2 separate regions of the Homo sapiens genome follow, and region 1 is linked to region 2. A link is a contact called in ENCODE Hi-C or POLR2A ChIA-PET data. All regions are on one chromosome and are shown on one strand. The core of a region is the stretch at or near the end of the contact, and the rest is flanking DNA. Distances in the headings are between cores, read along the strand shown.

Region 1 (4,912 bases), core at 2,328-4,827, 310 kb before region 2:
CATTAGATGATGAAACGGCAAGCATGCTCAATCAATATTTCTTAAATGAATGAATTACTCTCTTTCTCTCTCAACGTGGAAAGATGCAGTAAGGGCTCAGGTCATTCAGATAATTATGCTTTGTGGTATGTTTCCCACCAACAACAGTAGATTCGACTAGAGGCACAGAATCACTCTAGCAGAATGCGAGTGATATTTAAAGCTACGGGAAGGTAAAGGGTTCTCACCATGTAGGGAGAGGTTCGCATCAGCTTCCTGGATCCTGCAATTGCGACTTTGGAATGCAGTGCCCCTGCCCAGTTACCAGGTGGTCAGAGCCTCAAAAAGTGTTAGACGAACTCTTCTGGGCCAGGCTTTGTTCTTCGCAGTTTCAGACATTTTTTTATCCTGGACGTTACTAGAAATCTCTCCACAATTTAGTTAAGGAATCAAGAATCACTGGAGTAGTGACTTTATTGTATTGGAAGACCGTGAATGGAGAGATGGGTGAACAGAAAGAGACTACAGAGTCTTCTAAACAATATGGGATGTTCCCAGCAAGTTCACCTAAAGGAGGAGAAGTGCCAGCCAGGCCGTCCAACTCCCGCTCCTCTGTGGCCCAGGTGAGTGCTTCAACAGGAAATAAAGCAGCCGGTTCCTGTGTTGGTCAAGTGATCTGCCAAGTGAAATTCCTTCTCAAGTCTCTGGGTATCCACATGGCAAAGAACCTCCGTGTGTGGGAGGCAGAGAGCATGTGGGCCATCCAGCCCTTTGGAGATATAAGGGCAGCGAGCCCCAGTCATAAAGAGGTTCGCCATCGTCTTGTCAAAAATGACTCATAAATTCCTGATGAGCTGCAATGTCACACAATGCACAATAGAGACATTCTATCAATTTTGTCATTTAACAGAATGGCGAGAACTATCGTTAAGGGAGAAAGGAATTTCTTTGAGGTAGGGGACAGAGGGATGTCTAAGGAAGAGGTGAGGTTCTGGCCTTCACCAGCAAACCACAGGAGTAACCTGTGCCTAAGGGGTGTGTCTAAGCTTGGTGAGTGGAACTTGTTTTTTATGAGTTACTTTTATTTTTGTGGCCTTTCTCCCTCAAATTGCTGACTCCAATTAAGCTGTTGTTTGGGAAAGCCCAGGACAAAAACCTAGTGGACACGGCTAGAGTTTCAAATTGGTGGCACACTGTATTCACAAGGATGCAAACGACATCATGTTAAATTGCGGGGGAGGGGGATATTAATGGTGCAGACTTTCTAAAAAACTGCTGGAGACATTTTATGAACAAATTGAGTGTACCCTCGATCTCCCTGGCCACAGACCAGGCGAGAGATCCTGGCTAAGTGGACTTGGAGCAGTCCACAAATATGGAACAGGGAGTCCTCCTGGGGCTTTGCGATGGAGGCGCAGGACCCTGAGTGCACGGCTGAGACGCTCCTTTTTTCCATTTCTTTAGTAGAGGCCCTGCTGATGTGCAAGGAAACCAGAGTTTTAAACTTACAAAAATAGAATCTCCAGAAAAGACACATAACTAAGGATATTAAAAACAACAAGAATCACTTCCGCGTGTTTAGCAGCTTGATCTGCAGCCTTCTCAGGAGTGGAGAAGGTCCCAGAACATCTGGATTTCACAGGCAGTGATAGGAGGCAAAATCCAATCGCTGCAGCACCTCCTGCGAGCTGCGGTGCCAGGTGCTCCTTCTGATTTAGGCTGGAGACAGGCAGACTTGCAAGGGAACAGGTGGTCAATTTCGCTAAACTTGCCACCCAACGGAAAGAGTAGCCCTATATTAAGCACTTGACTCTGAGGTGTTGGACTGAGTCAGTTACTAAAAGTGACATTGTCATATCCTTGCTGCAATCAACTGCCTCTTGCCCTCTCCTGAGTTTCGGATGATCCCGAGTGACAATTAGCCTGAATGTTTACATACTCCCGTGGAGGTTTGCTCTCTGAAATGTGGAGGAGTGAGATGCTCCATGCTTGAAGAGAAAGACAGTGTGGCTCCCTGGCCAAAATCGTCATCATTTCTAACTTAGGCGACATGCTCTCTCTCCTCCGCCAAGCCTTCTCTAAGTTCTATGGGATATTGTTAGTAAGTACCCTTGTTTACCTTGTTAAAAAGCACTTTGGAGCCTGCCGTGTTGTTTGGTTTTGTTTTTAAGATGGTTCCTGATCCGCTCTGGAAGCCAAACAGGCCAGTTAGTTATTATTTGGCATAATAACGGATGACATTTGTAACTTTTTTTTCCTTATTTCTTAATATTTTACTTAATATGCAGCTTAGAGTAGGTTTTTTTAGCATCCAATTTTCTCATGTTTTCTGTCCTTGTTTATTCTACTTTATTCTACTTTGTTCCTATGTATCTTTAAACTTTGGCTTGCAAAAGTTTCCTGCTCAGCAGAGCGTCTGCTCTCTGTCCAGTGTTATTCTGTCTTGTCCTTGAGTTTGCCATGGCTGGGTTTCCATCGTCCATCTCTGCACACGCTGGTCCCTGGGTTCGACAGAACACTTTTCTCACAGCATCTTCTTCTTGGGCATATATTCAGTAGGGGGCGATTTTAGTTTATAGCTTGAGCAGAGGTAGGAGGATAAGCGCTGTTTGCTTCTTTTATTTTTTTCTGACTACTTCTTTCCTTACTTTTCTTTTCTCTCTATCGCCTCACTTTATCCCTTTTACTCTTCTGTTCTTCCCTTATTTTATCTTCCCAAGACAACAAATCTTGACAGGGGACACTTGTGGGAGGTGGAGAACCCACACGTCCACTTCTCTGCTTCTTCCTCTTCCATGTCATTTAATTTTAATGCACGCTTGTGAATCTGCAGTTCTTTCCCCCAACACAGGACGCCCTGACCTGTAACTAACTCCAGAGGGAGGGAGGATTTCAGCTGATGGGTGACTGCTCCTGGGACACGGGGAATAGCTGCCCAGGAGCCTGTGGCCTGTGTGGCTTCCTCCCGGCCTCACGTGCTTCTTGAGCTCTCATTCTGGTCTTTGTTTTCTTTTGCTGGCATTTCAATTTCTCATTTCCTTTCCCCGTGTAAGGGTATAGAAGATGGATAAATAGATAATTACATAAATGCCTGCAATCTAGTTAGCATTGTTCTTTTGTAACATGCTTTTGCCTCAAACCAAAGGAGCCTCCACTCCTTTTGAAGATGAAATATTTAGATAGGGGCCTTAGAAAATGTCACATATGTCATGGCACGCATGGTACTAATGGTGGGGTGCAGGTAAGTCGTGTCAAAATGTGGAGTAAAGTTAAGAACACATCACGGAGAGGGTCGGAGCTCCCTGGACTCTGAGGGAGGAGGGCTTCTAACAGGGCAGCAGGGGAGGCCCGGGCTGAGCACAGTACCCTGAAAACCGGGAGGTGAGATGCGCTTGTGTGCAGGAGAGAGAGCCAGGAGCAGGGGAACAGAGAGCTTGGCGGGGAAGGTGTCGGGCGCCTGGGGCAGGGAGTGACACACGAGAAGAGTTATTTTGGGAATAGCCTGGCAGGTCTCAGGCTGGACTGGAGTGGAGAGAGATTAAAAGCAGGAAATCGTTTTGAAGGTTGTTATAGCATGAGTGAGTCATAAGATGAGGAGGGCCTAACCTGGCATGCGGGCCGTGAAAACAGAGAAGGAAAGAATCCAAGGAACTCCTGAGGTCAAGTCCTGGCAGCACTCTTAGTGGAGGCTAGAACCCGGGGCCGTAATTTTCAGGGCAATCAGATGGCAGAGTCAGGTATAAAAGGAGAAGCAACATTATGACAGAGCGCAGGTCTCCCGGCATGAGTTGGCAACGCTTGAATCTTCTAGAACCTACAGTTTTTCATTTTCTATTTTCGTTATGGTTTAAAACCATCAAGAATATATTATATGGACTGTGTGCTGTTGATTATTATGCTGTTTACTGTTGATGATCACATTAATTATTTATTTAATGCTTTCATGTAATTAATGTCCTTTATAAAACATTATAATCAAGATGGCATGCCACAGAGTAAGCCCTGTAAACACCTGTCCACAGCATGCCTGTTCAGGGTCTCCGTGGTCAGAGATTTCCCCTGAGAAAAAATGAGAATTCTAAGACTTGCCACAGTGCAGGGGCAGTGTTTGCTAAGTAGATGGTGTACGTCCGTTTTATAGCTGAGGAAACTGAGGCTTATCTAGCGGAAGGGACTTTGAGGAGTGCAACCCAGGGAGTCTCACTGTGGACCTGCAGAGCTGAGCCCCCGTCCCCTCCTGCCCCCAGGGAGCGGATGTGTCCTCATCCACAGAGAGGAAAACCAAGGCTCACGGAGCTGCATCGAGGTGTCAGAGGACGCCTGGAGTTCCGACGCGTGTCTTCGAGCTCATAGAGGGAGTTCTTCTCCCTTTGAAGAATCCCGAGAACTGTGTAAAGCTGTTTGGCACCTTGAGACATAATTCTAGCCACGCAGGTGGCTCAGACTGTCTGATCTTGTGATAGACACTTGATGGGAATCCTGTTGCCTTTCTGTGCTGACATGTCTGTATTTCCGTATTGCCTCTGGGGCTAGGATGCTCTGTCAAGGAATAGACCAGTTTAGCCCTGATGGTGTGGAATGAACAGGTCTCAGTGGTGGCCCTCAAGGACTCACTCTGGATGTAAGGACAGCTTGACACTCCCCTCCCAGAGCAGTGGATTTATGTGAAAAAGCTGTGGGAGAAAAGACCCCGTCACCCCAATGCTGGGTGCTCACGTCAGACTGGTGGGTTGTGATGTGGTCCCAAAGCAGCCTCACACTTCACCCTCCTCCCTCCACCCCTCAGCTTGGTCCTTCCCCTGACAGGCCACCTCCAGGGCTCCCAGAGCCCCTCACCCAATCCCTAGACCGGAGCCATGCGGTGGGATTGCGGGACCGTGCAGCTCTGCCACCTCCTTGGGGAGGGAACGCAGTGTGGACTCCTTGGCCACAG
Region 2 (4,449 bases), core at 1,010-3,509:
CAATATTGTGTAATGAGATACACTTTCAGTGACGATCAAGGTCAGCTGTGACCAATAGAGACCACGATCCTAACAGAAAATGAACCCCACTCAATCAAGGGCTTACCATTTTCATTCTCAAAGGCATTTCTTCTTAACACCACTTATTTTGAATAGATAGCATAAGTAGACTGTACAAATTTCAAAAAGAACAAAGGAAGATACAATGAAAAGTCAGTGTCACTCTTGGTCATCCTTAGAGGCAGCCACTACTAACATTTCTCCAGTATCTTTGCAAACATGAATGTATATATTTTCTTTGTCCCTATGCACAATGAGTAGCATACTTTATACACTATTCAGAACCTGGGTTTTTTTCTTGAAAATAAAAAAGATATTTCATATCAGCACATAAAGAATTCCTTTATTCCTAATGGCTGTATACTAATCCACTAAACGGATGCACCATAATTTATTTAACTCTCTCCCTATGGGTAGATATGTAAACTCTAATCTTTCCATACTAAAAACAATGCTGTACACATGAAATTGCACAAACTGGCTTGTCTATCCTAGGAAATCTCTAGATGGGCTTGCTGGATCAAAGGGGATGTCCATTATTAACACTAATACACTGCGGGTCACTAATGTTGAGAATTCCTGTTCACCAAAGGCATTTCTTTTATTTTTTATTTTAGAGACAGGATCTCCCTCTGTTGCCCAGGCTGGAGTGCAATGGCACAATCTCGGATCACTACAACCTCCACCTCCCGGGTTCAACCGATTCTCACGCCTCAGCCTCCCGAGTAGCTGGGATCACAGGAGCGCATCACCACGCCTGGCTAATTTTTGTATTTTCAGTAGAGATGAGGTTTCACTATATTGGCCAGGCTGGTCTCAAACTCTTGACTTCAAGTGATCCACCTGCCTCAGCCTCCCAAAGTGCTGAGATTACAGGCGTGAGCCACCGCACCCGGCTACCAGAGGAATTTTGTTATATTTATTTGTTTTTTTTGGAGACAGGGTCTTGCTCTGTTGCCCAGGCTGGAATGCAATGGCGCAATCTTGGCTCATTGCAACTTCCGCCTCCCGGGTTCAAGCGATTCTTCTGTCTCAGCCTCCCAAGTAGCTGGGACTACAAGCACATGCCACCACGCCCAGCTAATTTTTTTATTTTTAGTAGAGAGGGGGTTTAACCGTATTGCCCAGGCTGGTCTCGAATTCCTGACCTCAGGTGATCCGCCCGCCTCGGCCTCCCAAAGTGCTGTGATTACAGGCGTCAGTCACCGCGCCCGGCCACCAGAGGCATTTTAAATGATCGTCCACATTAGAAACAAAACGAAACGAAACAACTTGGAAAAGTGAGCAAAAGCCTTCAATGTGTTCTTTTCTCTGCCTTTGTGATCCGAAAGTCGTGCTGCGGTTTATATACTCCTAGGCGAGGGTCGCGTGCTAATGATCCCTTTCTTTTCAATATGCACCCGCGGTGGGACTTACAGAACCTTTATTTTCAACACGTAAGCAGTCACGCTTCCTCGAGCCTAAGGCTTTGTGCTATTCTTAAATGCTTTCCTCCTCCGACGCTGCGGCTCCCTCCTGAGCCCGTAGCTGCAGCGCGTTGGTGAGGAGCGCCGGCCCTGGGTGCCGCCCGCCACCCTGGAGGGACCGGTCCGGGGGAAAGTGCTCGGGAGAAGCCAGGGGCCCCGGCTGCGGTCGCTGGCCCGGGGCTCTGCGCACTCCCCAGTGCCCGGAAACCGCAGGCTGGCCCAGCTTGCGGGCCGGGTCCGCCCACGTGGGTGTGGGAAGCGCAGGGGACGCGGGCCGCCCGGCCAAGGTGCCCTTGCCAGGAACCGGCGCAGACACAGGCCCTGGGCGGCGCGGGAACCCGGCCAGTCCCACCGCGCGCTGCGCCGCAGGGGCCCCACTGCAGGTCGCCCCAAGACCGCGCGACGCTCGGCAGGGCGCCCACAGTCCTGTGGGTCAGAGAAATGTCACCTCCACGTCCCCGCTGGCCGGGAGCCGCTGGAGCCTAGCAACCGCCTGCCAGCCCCGGCCCAGCCCCAGCCGTTTTACGGCAGCGGGCCCCGCCCCCGTGCGCCACCGAGGGCGGGAAGGAGGCGTGCGGCACGAGCCAGCCAGTCCGCGCCACCATCTCTGGCCCTGCGCCCTGTCATTGGCCGAGAGCCGGGCGGCGCGGCGCGGCCGTAAGGCGTGGCCGGGTGTCGTGAGGCGGGCCTTCGGGCTGGCTCGCCGTCGGCTGCCGGGGGGTTGGCCGGGGTGTCATTGGCTCTGGGAAGCGGCAGCAGAGGCAGGGACCACTCGGGGTCTGGTGTCGGCACAGCCATGGCGGGCGCGTTGGTGCGGAAAGCGGCGGACTATGTCCGAAGCAAGGATTTCCGGGACTACCTCATGAGGTGACGAGCGCCGCAGGCCGAACCCCGCAACCCGGAGGGGCTCCCGGGAGGCTGCGACCCGTGCAGTCCGCGACGAGGGCGGCCGCGAGGACGCGGTGGCCCCGGGCAGCGGGTGGGCCGGGGCCCAGGCGAGAGGGTGCGCTTGTCAGGGGGGCCCCACCCGGATCCCTCCCGGACCGCCACACCCCGAAGCGGACGGCGTAGAGAGCCGGTGACAGTGGGCGCCTTTCAGGGCGGGGGTGACAGTGGGCGCCCCTCAGGGCGGGGGTGACAGTGGGTGTCCTCTCCCGGCAGGGTGACAGTGGGCGCTCCTCAGGGCGGGGGTGACAGTGGGTGTCCTCTCCCGGCAGGGTGACAGTGGGCGCCCCTCAAGGCAGGGGTGACATTGAGTCCCCTTCAGGGAGTGGGTGACGGTGGGCGTCCCTCCTGGCCAAGGTGACACTGGGGACGCCTCTCCTGGTAGGCATAACAGTGGACGCCCTTCCCGGCCAGAGTGGCAGTGGGGACCTGGAGGGACGAAAGCGACGGCGCTCCTCAGGACAGGGTGACCATGGGGACGCCTCTCCCGGCAGGGGTGACAGTGGGCGCCCCTCAGGGCAGGGTGACCCGGCAGGGGTGACAGAGGCTCGTTCCTCTCCCATGGTTGGCAGTGGGCACGTCCCTCCGGGCCAGTTGACAGTGGCTCGCTCCTCCGGGCGGGAGTGGTTTCCTGGCCGGTTTCTACCAGATCCTCGGAGTGGGTCGCCGGTCACCTGCGGCCGTCCAGGTGTGCCAGAGGCGGCGACCTGGGTGTGGGGTGGGGAGACGCCAGCGGGAGGCGCTGCTGAGAGCGCGGCGCGGCGCTGTTGGAGCGGAGCTTCGGGTGCGCCCAGCGCGCTTCTGGGACAGCGGAAATAAAATGTGCTGGCCTTGGGTTCGCCTTTCGGTTTTCTCATTCTAAGGACTTTAAGCTTGGGAGGAAGTACAATTTAAGATGTTTTTATATACGAAATTCTGTCAACCAAAGTAAAGTGACGTGTCTCTAAGGTCATACTTTTTCTTCTTGTTCTATTTTCTGTTAACTCCTCCTTTCCAGTTAGAAACAAAGAGCATTCGCGGTTGGAAAGCCTGAAAATACACTTTCTATAATTTATTTGCACCTCTCATCTTGGGGCGCTTGCTTTTATTTCAAAATATTGAATATAACTTTGAAGCAGTTTTAGGTTATTTAGGAGTGTAATTTTAGTTAGTTTTTCAGTGTATGATTTTAAAACCTAGGTACGTGTACAGCTGCGGTTTTTTTTCGGTAGTTAATAGTGTGGTCAAGAGGTAAAGAGATGAAAGCTGAGGAGGAATAAATCCTGTTATAACCACACAAAAGGGATAGTATGAAGGCAACTTGATTTTAGCAATAAAAAAGTTTTAAATCCTGAATTTTATTGCAAATACTGTTTACTTCTACTTTTATAGAGCAGTAGGGTAGGAAAAATAATTCAGTCTGCCATATGGTAAACTTGTAAACAGAAGCTTCACTTCTGACTTTCAAAAAAAGACATTTCTATGCTTAAATAGAACTACTATTAATTAAGATGGGTGTTTAGCACTGTGGAGCACAGCAATGTATCAGATTAATGGTAGTAAAAATGTGAACAAGGTAGCAGTCTGAGGGTATGCTCTCAATCCTTGCTGTTAAGTTTCTCTACAGCTTTGAATATTACTTTAGCTTTTTACTAATGTGTTGGATACTGAGCCTTCCTAATAGGTACAGCTAAGGATAACATTGTGTGGTAAAATTAAAAATACAGTTATGACACCTAGCTATATAAAAATTATGCTGATAATTACTTAACCGTTTTCTTTTCTTTTTTTTTTTTTTTTTTTTTTTTTGAGACAGAGTTTGTCTCTTGTTGCCCAGGCTGGAGTGCACTGGCACTATTTTGGCTCATCCAAACCTCCGCCTCCTGGGTTCAAGTGATTTTCCTACCTTAGCTTCCCAAGTAGCTGGGATTACAAGCATGCACCACCACGCCAGGCTAATTTTGTATTTTTAATAGAGACGGGGTTTCTCCATGTTGGT

What was found. A loop is a pair of places that touch in the nucleus more often than their neighbours do. ChIA-PET counts read pairs that join two places held with the same protein, here RNA polymerase II (POLR2A). Pooled maps may share reads with other maps.
Region 1: a loop to region 2 is called in a map of gastrocnemius medialis, with 4 times the contacts of the local background. The contact joins the enhancer-like site here to the promoter of MPC1 in region 2. A Hi-C loop is called at or near these places in 1 of 168 maps with a recorded cell type or tissue (gastrocnemius medialis) and 2 of 50 pooled maps. POLR2A ChIA-PET finds 5 or more read pairs at or near these places in 2 of 52 experiments (OCI-LY7 and activated T-cell).

Annotation. Positions count from the first base shown.
Region 1 is chr6:166,689,961-166,694,872 of GRCh38, reverse strand. It overlaps a transcript of RPS6KA2 not described here. Among named protein-coding and RNA genes, the nearest start is that of RPS6KA2, 65 kb to the right of the region's middle. RefSeq lists enhancers at 111-1,310, 4,420-4,912. Within about 2 kb of position 3,577, at least 7 of the 41 ENCODE cell types and tissues checked have a DNase peak (open chromatin) inside an H3K27ac peak, as active enhancers do; they include gastrocnemius medialis, where a contact is called at or near this core.
Region 2 is chr6:166,380,750-166,385,198 of GRCh38, reverse strand. It overlaps MPC1 (mitochondrial pyruvate carrier 1), which reads left to right and starts at 2,259. Exons shown (of 5, transcript NM_016098.4): 1 at 2,259-2,393. The coding sequence starts at 2,323. It overlaps MPC1-DT (MPC1 divergent transcript), which reads right to left and starts at 2,021. Exons shown (of 1, transcript NR_189630.1): 1 at 1-2,021. RefSeq lists silencers at 1,587-2,326, 2,477-2,576 and an enhancer at 2,937-3,116.